Regions from separate parts of the Homo sapiens genome. Here region 2 is linked to region 1. The links are chromatin loops, found by intact Hi-C in ENCODE. Cell type or tissue: PC-9. All regions are shown on one strand. Links, peaks and the distances in the headings refer to the core of each region. The heading gives the core; the rest is flanking DNA.

What was found. Peaks named below come from ENCODE experiments on the same cell type or tissue, not always from the same donor. Only the 100,000 strongest peaks of a DNase experiment are listed, where the experiment ranks them.
Region 2: a loop joins it to region 1, with 5 times the contacts of the local background. A loop is called at or near these places in 4 of 110 quality-filtered maps.

Annotation. Positions count from the first base shown.
Region 1 is chr15:98,725,791-98,730,182 of GRCh38, reverse strand. The region is part of intron 2 of IGF1R (insulin like growth factor 1 receptor); the gene reads right to left. Among named protein-coding and RNA genes, the nearest start is that of MIR4714, 56 kb to the left of the region's middle. In PC-9, for the core only: no CTCF peak of the experiment used is centred there; a DNase peak (open chromatin) is centred at 2,452; H3K4me3 peaks cover 818 bases; H3K27ac peaks cover 4,000 bases.
Region 2 is chr15:98,895,008-98,899,399 of GRCh38, reverse strand. IGF1R (insulin like growth factor 1 receptor) reads right to left here. Exons shown (of 21, transcript NM_000875.5): 4 at 2,495-2,643. Among named protein-coding and RNA genes, the nearest start is that of PGPEP1L, 110 kb to the left of the region's middle. RefSeq lists an enhancer at 1,894-3,093. In PC-9, for the core only: no CTCF peak of the experiment used is centred there; DNase peaks (open chromatin) are centred at 1,969 and 2,249; H3K4me3 peaks cover 1,204 bases; H3K27ac peaks cover 3,188 bases.

The DNA of each region.
Region 1 (4,392 bases), core at 207-4,206:
GACCTGCCCAAAGTAATTAAGCAGTGGTACACTCAGACATTAGAATTTGGATCTGCCTCATTTTTAAACATTCTTTCATCAACAGAAAACTCAACACAGACATCCAGTGGGATGAATTTAGAAACAGAACCATATTTGAGAAATTAAGGGAGCCACTGACACAAATTCTGCTTTTAACTGTGCCTTTAGACCAGATGCCCTTTAAATAGGCCCTTGTGATCCCATAACTTTTTAATTACAATATCATGGACCTGCAGACAGGGTGTTACAAGTGAGAACTGTGCTTTCCAAGGGTTATGCAGGGCAAACCTTATCCAGGCCTGCCAGAAGCACATGGCATTTTCAAGGCCATTTACTAAGGAAAGACACACTCACACACATCGTGCCAAGGGCATTCTATGCCAGACCCCAGCCAGGACCTACTGTTAGGGCTCTTCAAGAGGATGAAGGCGAATCCTAGGCCTCTATTCCTGTGAAGGCCCAGCTCTTACTGGGAAGGGCAGGGAGGCCCCCAGATACTGTCTCCAGGGAACGGGACAGTTCACCAAGACCACACACACAGCCTGCTCTCACTGAAGGACAATGAGATGTGGAAAGGTTCACTTAAAAAAAAAAAAAAGCACATTAGGGTTTTTCTTAATGCACAGTACAATGAAGAAAACAGAAAACAGACCAGAACCCTATTGTCCAGATAACACCTACTGACCTTTGAAAAGAATAGAAGAAATAAAAGCACATGGTTAAAAAATTCCAAACAGTGCAAAAATAATACAAGATTACCTGTGGAGGTCACCAAGCACTTCCGGTTCCTTTCCATGAAAAATAAGTGCTTATTACTTTCTGGGATTCCTTCTCAAAAACTTCTTAATGATTGAACCAGCATTCACCAGCAAACATGCTCTTTTTAAATTAAGCCCTGAAGAATCAGAGTACATATAATGCTCTACACCTTTTTCCACTTAATTTATCTCAGAACAAAGATCTAACCTTTCAAAGAACAGCTGTTGTAGTGAGAATTCCACTCTTTGGAAATGTATAAATCAGACACAAATTCAAAATGCAGTATTTTTTGTGTCAGCCTTGTAATCCTTTAACAGTGAGTCCTATGGGAATTTAAAAATTATGATAGTATCAGCTAATATTTCATTGAGGCATTGTGCCATGTCTGGCCCTGGACTAACCCCTTTTCTTTACCTCTCACAACGACCTTAGAAGGAAGCTGAGTGTCCACAGTCGTGTAGCTGAGAGGCCTTAGGAAGGTAAATTCTCTTCACCAATGTGCAGAGCCAAGAGGTAGCACAGCCAAGATTTTAAGCCAGATCTGTCTGATTCTACTACCACCTACTACAAAGAGCTTTCTTGTCATAGGATAAAGGTGCTGGCTTCTCCACCAGAGGAAAGGAAGCCACTTAAAAACTTACAGAGAGGGTGATCACCAAAGGCCACCAGCTGGCCTCGGGAGAGTGCAGAATGCACTCCCAGAGCTAGGATGAAGAAGCGATGGGGGCCTGACCCCGCCCAGGCGGCCCTGGGCATCAGCATAGGCACCTCACTGGGTTCACAATGGCTCAGAACATGCTCACCTGCTTGAGCTCAGCCTCTTGAACGTCTGCTGCTAATAGCCGCTCTTCAAGCAAAGCACATGTCATGAGACCTATTCAAATACAACTGAGTGGGACCCTGAAACTGGGGCTGGCAATGGTGGGAGCACTAAGTCAGGCCCTCTTGCTGGGAGGTGATGTGAAGAGGGCCACTTCTCATCCCTGCTCTGCTGTCCCCTTAACCGGGGTCTTGAGCAGTGGAGGAGGAGCTCAGGCCCCTCCAGTCAAAGACAGTCCAGGCTGAGTCTAGACAACCCGACCATTCTCATCCCCACCCAGCCCGGCCAGCCTTTCACAGACAGGCACCGGGATCTGTGATGGCCAGCGGCAACAACAGGCGTGATTTCTCCTAGGACACATCACTTTTCACCAAGAAGCCCATCTTGAATAGCTGGGGGTGTGTTTACAGATCCAGGAAAGCTCAGAGCAAAAATACTTAGTTAAAAAGCAAGTTAAAAAATGCATCTTCAGGGCAACCCGCTTGGGTCCCTTTCCATGCTGTGGAAGCTTTGTTCTTTCACTCTTCACAATAAATCTTGCTGCTGCTCGCTTAAAAAAAAAAAAAAAAAAAAAACAATGCATCTTCAGTGAGTACAGTGGCTACCTCGTGTTCCTTTTTTATTTGATGGGAAATAAAGGGGAAGAGAGATTTACTTTGAGTCGGCAGGCCAGATCTGCAACAGGGACTGGAGAACTTTCCAGGCCCAGCAGCCCCGGCCTGGCCCGCATTCCTTCGGGGTGACAGCGCACCAGGGCCGGCCGGCGGTTTCCCCAGTCCTTCTGCCGCCGCCACACAGTGACTAAGCCCACAGGAATCCCAGCGGGTGCTGGACCCACCCGGAGGACAAGCAGGCCGAGAGGAAAGCCTGTGACTGCCCCGACCAGCAGAAGAAGACCTGCTCTCTGCCCTCCAGCCCCTGGGTATAATGCAGGAGAAGCTGGGGAGGCTGTCCAAGGCAGGAGCAGCCCCACCTGAGCTCAGGTGACAGCCCATCTCACTTGCAAGGCCTTGCAGAGACACCCAAGCCCCATACTCAGGACTGACTTTGCTGAGGAATCAGAGAGCAGAGTTTCAGGGTGCACCTTTATCTCCCTGAGAAAGACTCCCAGTAAAAGTCGGTTGTTTGCCCAAAGGAGGCAGAATTAAACTACGGGCAGGCAACCACAAGTTTGCTTTGACAAATAAAACAAGAAAAAAAAAATGTAAACCTACACTGGCCCAATCACTTTCCAAGAGCCTAATTCATGGTAAAACCAGCAGTCCAAGATCTGATTTTGATAAATCACTTCCTGACTCTTCATATATTTTACTCTCTGTACGACTGTTATTTTTATTTTGCAAAAGAATTAAAAGTTTACTGGAAACCACATACCTTTCTTCCTTTACGACAACCTGTCATTCATCACAGCTAAAACATCCACCCATTAAATGATATTTTTACAAGATTAAAGAATGGTTTTAAAAAGAAAGAAATCTCCTTAGTTAAAAATGAACCAAACAAAGGTACCTAATCACTGATCAGCATCAAAGTTTTGTTCCACACATGAAAATAATTCATCAGGCCAGGTGTGGCGGCTCACACCTAGAATCCCAGCACTTTGGGAGGCCAAGGTGGGTGGATCACCTGAGGTCAGGAGTTCGAGACCTGCCTGGCCAACATGGTGAAACCCCATCTCTACTAAAAATACAAAAAATTAGCCGGGCATGGTGACAGATGCCTGTAATCCCAGCTACTCAGGAGGCTGAGGCAGGAGAATTGCCTGAACCCGGGAGGCGGAAGTTGCAGTGAGCCAAGATCACACCATTGCACTCCAGCCGGGGTGACAAGAGCAAGACTCTATCTCAAAAAAAAAAAAAAAAAAAAAAAATCATCAATGTAAAAATGAATTCTGCCTAAGGAGGGGAATTTAAAAAGTCAGAGAAAAGCAAGGAATTAAAATTCAGAAACAAGCTGTTTTATAATTAAGCATCTGCAATTTAACTATACTATGTCACTCTGATTTTCATCTTTCCTTTCTCATAAGAGTCATAGATGTTCTCCGCTCATATAAAGGTGGTAGGAAGGGAGGGAGGGCGCCATGCTAATAGAACCCACATCATGTTTACTAAGAACTAGGCAGATGTGGACAAAAACTCCAAAGATTTAAAAGTTTCTTGACTAGAGCAAGACATCTTCAAGAACTCATCCAACATGGTGCCTAGCCTTCTTCAGAGCAAGACAAGCCACTAAGTCATCCCTGGGTGTGTGTTCAGCAGCAGCCCACTAGGAAGTATTAGGTGAGCTACGATGGGAGAGTAATGGGCAGGAAAATCATAGGAAAGCAGGTCTGGATTTGGGCTGGCTGCTTAGCTGCATGGCACCTTGCACAAGTTATAATCAGGTCTCTTGCCTCCATTTCCTCTTCCACAAAAAATGGAACAGTAATATCCATATCCACCCTACAGACTGTGCAAAGATTAAAGAATACTGGCGAGGTGCCTGGCACCTAGTCATTGTTCAGTGAATGCCAGTCATGATCACGAACACAGTCCTTGCTAAGAGGGTGATATGATTTGGCTGTGTCCCCGCCCAAATCTCAACTTGAATTGTGTCTCCCAGAATTTTCATGTGTTATGGGAAGGACCCAGGTGAGGTAATTGAATCATGAGGGCTGGTCTTTCCCGTGCTATTCTCATGATAGTGAATAAGTCTGACGAGATCTGATGGGTTTATCAGGGTTTCCACTTTTGCTTCTTCCACATTTTCTCTTGCTGCCACCATGTAAGAAGTACCTTTTGCCTCCTGCCATG
Region 2 (4,392 bases), core at 294-4,293, 170 kb before region 1:
TGAGAACAATTCAACGGCAGGTGCCCCCTGAGATGCTCCCAGCACAGGACTGGCTGCTCCCTGACAAAAACACACTTCCCTGGCTTGACTCTCAACAACGACTCCTGGAACGAGGCCTCCCAGGCAGGGGAAGCCAAGTTTCTAGGAGGCTGGGGGGTACTGCAGCTCCCAAGCTGATTAACAAAATATAAAATCATAAATACCAGACTGCCAATTAGCTAAGGCTGACGAATGTAGGGAACGTCTTTTAATATGCTCTGTCAACAGACAGTATGGCCCCCACAGTACAAGGGCATGACTAAATCAACATTTTCTCCATCTCATTAGGAACTGCCTTTGCTGCCTTTCTAATTCCTAAGATACAGGGATCTATATTTAAAGGTTCCATTTTACTAAGACTTGAAGAAAATACACCAAAATGTTAACAATGGCTATCTATGAGGGATTTTTAAAAATTCATTTCTGCATTGCTAAATTTTCTATAGTATTTATGTATTGCTTTTATAACTAGAAAATAGTTGGAAAAATAGTTGAAAATAGTTGGAAAAATAGTTGCTAATAAAGATGTACAAACATAATATGCAAACAACAGGTTTCATCTTGTTTAGTCTACCTTTTTCTCATAGTAAACAAAAACCAATTTTCAGTTCAACTAATGCTAAAATTATAATAAACACTATAATGAACTGGGTGTGGTCCAATTAATGGGATTTTACTGTGCGTAATTTATGAAGACATATTTAATAAAATGCTCTATTTTGCTTTGAGTTGATACAAATAAAATAATAAGGGTACTAAAGGATAAAGCCCTACATCTAATTTAATTTAATAGCTTTCCAAGAAAAATTAAAGGGAAGTTCAAGTTGGAAAGATGAGAGGTTGCGTGCAGTTGATGTTTTAAGGAAGAGATCCTGAATTTTAAACGTGGGGCAGGAAGCATGCCTTAGTCAAGATCAGGAAATTTCCCCTCTAATGAGATGTCCCATCATCCTAAATCCAATCTATTTCCTGCAATGGACATAAACCAGAAGACACATTTCATCATCATGCATCAATATGTACCAATCCCTTCATAAATGATACTTCTCCATGGGTTTAATTCACAGATTAAATTTTTGTCTTCAGGACAGGAAGATAAAAAAGTTTAGGCACTCAAAAGGTATGTTCTAGGGATAAGCAAATTAAAAGTAAATGAGGAAATGCAGACACAGCCAAAAGAATTAAACATCAGAAGTACCATGAGAGTGGGCAAGCCCTAGTTGTGGGGAACAGAGTTATCTCCATCACGGAGGGCTGGGAGTGGGTGTATTGTGAACAGCAACAAGGGATATCAACTAATTCAGAAGAACTAAGCACAAACTTGTTTCTGTCCTTTCTAAACCTTAAGAATACAGTCTACTCATTTAACAAATATTAAGGAAAACACATTCTCAAAATACATTATTTTTCCTCTCAAACTGTAAAAAAAAAAAAAAATTCTTCATAAAAGGATTCCCCCCCCAAAATTCCTTTCAACTTCAAAGCCATTTTACGATATTTATTCTAGCTTATAAAACTATCAGTACCTTGACCAAGTGGTCCCAGTGGCAGAGAATTTAAGGCACCATTACTAGAAGCCCTTGGCAATGAAAAATCAGAAGTGAAAAGATTTTTAAAATTATCCAGACATGGTAGTGTGTGCCTGTGGTCCCAGCAACGTGGGAGGCTGAGCAGAAGGATTGTTTGAGACTAGGAGTTCCAGGTTACAGTGAGCTATGATTATGCCATTGCACTCCAGCCTGGGTGATACAGTGAGACCCTGTCTCAAAACAAAACCAAAAAACAAACACACAAAAAACCAAAGAAGTGAAGAGATCATAGGCTAAGTCAGTGGGAAATCCTTTGCACAAATCCAACTCAGAAGCAACTTACCAGGAATGCCATCTATTGCAAATAAAGGTCATTGTACAGGGGTGAGACCGAAACTTTATGTACACAATGACACACACTTGTATCCTTTTGTCTCTCACAAGTAAATTTGGAAATCTAGCATTCTTTTGGACTTCATAAAATTTTAACGTGATATCACTAAACTTCCCTTTGCTCAGTCTTCTCAGTAAATTCAAGTAACCAAAACTCTTTAGACTTGAAAGATGTGTGGATTTGGCTACAGCTGGAGTCTGCTGAGTCACACGTCTGATCCAATGGTCTCTTCTGGGGTTTGTATGTGTCAGGGCTTGCCTCTCCTATGCAAGATGTGACTAACAAAAAGATGAGCGATGACCCTCTTTACAGGAATAAATGACGTGCCAATGGCTAAAAGACAGATTGCCTTTCAATCTGTTCTTTATCTTTCAGGGAAACTCAAAGAAGAGACGTCATGCGTGAGGCTTACACACCATGTTGTTTATCTAAGCCCATATTTTAGTGGTGACTCAGGGACGGGAGCATGAAAAGCATCAACAAAAGAAAACCATGAGATCTAGCCGTTTTTCCAGGGGGATGGAATACTTACTCCCCCGTCGGATGTTAATGAGCAAATTGCCCTTGAAGATGGTGCATCCTTGGAGCATCTGAGCAGAAGTAACAGAATCAATGGTCTTTGTTTTCTTTTCTTCCTCACAGACCTTCGGGCAAGGACCTTCACAAGGGATGCAGTACATGCTGTTGAAGAAGAAAAAAAAAATCAAAAACACACATAATTGAGTCTGTCTTCTTGCATTAAAAAAACCATAAGGATATGCTTTTCATTGTTATTACAGCATGCATTAGAAAAAGCAACTGTTTTGAAGTGTTCATGTGGTCACATGGTATCTCACCCCCAAGCCCACCCAAGATAAGCCACTCACATTGCAAGCAAAAGGAGAAACAGCCTACAAAGGAAGAGCGTGTTGCTTGCTTCCAGACAAAATACATGCTGCATCCTCAAGGCATTTGTGTGTCATAGGCTGTTGACTGGTGAGCCAGCTGGTTCCATGTGGGAGAGACAGTGCTGCAGAAAGGAAGCTTGGGGGGTTCTGGAGGAAAACAGAGCTGCTTTCTGATACTGTGACCCTGGCCTGTGTACCTGGAGGAGTCGCTAGGAGAGAAGGCAGGGACAGCAAAGGGAGTGCAGTGTCTCTGCCTAACAGTAGTCTAGCTCCTGCAGTCAGTGTTTTGGCAAAGCCCAGTGAGGGATACCAAAAGGCATGTGGTATAGCACAGATCCATTATTTTCTTGCTAAAGCACAACCGAAATTATTTCTTGACGGTGTTTTGCAGAAACTTGTAAATTGATCCAAATGTTGCTTTTGCTGCATACACAATAAAAGCAAGGGGTTTCCATTACTTTGTAATGAGCTCTTGTTTCAAATACTATCCTGAACATGCCACGAACCACCAAGAGTCAGGGACAAGTAAGACTGGCACTTTTCCTGCTTACCTACCATTATTTAGGAAATAGCAGACAAAATGCTAGCCCAGCAGCTGAACCTTTGGGATCTATAGTTATATATAGAACAAGGGTCAGAAAGTTGGACTGATTTCCAAACAAGACAAATAATACGAACTTATGCGATGTGTGTGTAATAGGATGGTAAGCTGGGGAGCCATTATATGTACATTATTGTTCTTAAATCATCTCTCAAATTTCGTGAAGTAAAAACATTCAAGAAAAACAATGTAAATTATAGCTCTTTTTATTAATGTCCCTTCCCCCTACCCATGAAGGTTATTTTGTATCTAAGACAAAGATGCAGGGTTCTGTTTTGTTTAAAAGCTAACAGGTAAACAAAACTTCTCTGGTATTTTCCTATTGTGTGTTTGGGAGAATGGGGGTCATGGCTTCCCCAAGGGTCCTACAGGAACTGGACCCACCCACAGATGGGGAGAGTCCTTCCTCTACCATTGCATTCAACATTCTCATTTCCAGCCTGGGTAGAGGCTTCCTTCAGCACTTTTTTACTTGGCCTTCTGTTGTTTCTAATTTATCTACATACCCTATAAACTTTCCATTTAAAAAAAAAAATTTTATTTTAAAATAATTATAGAGTCACAAAAAGCTGCAAAGATTTACGAGAAAGTTACAGAGAGATCCCACATAGCCTTCATCCAACTTCCTCCAATGTTTACTACATCTTACATGATATAAGTATCAAACCTGGAAATTAACTCTGTGTGTGTGTGTGTGTGTGTGTGTGTGTGTGTGTGTGTGTGTGTGGTGCTGTGTCACTGATCACTTGTGTAGATTTGTGTAATCACAACTACAATCAAGATACAGAACTGTTCCGTCACCACCAAGCTCTCCCTAATGCCACCTGTTCATACTCACTGCCCTGCCCAACCTAGTCCCCAATGTCCCTAACACCTGGCAACCACTAATCTGTTTTCCATGTCTACAATCTGTCTTTTTTTTTTTTTTTGAGACAGGGTCTC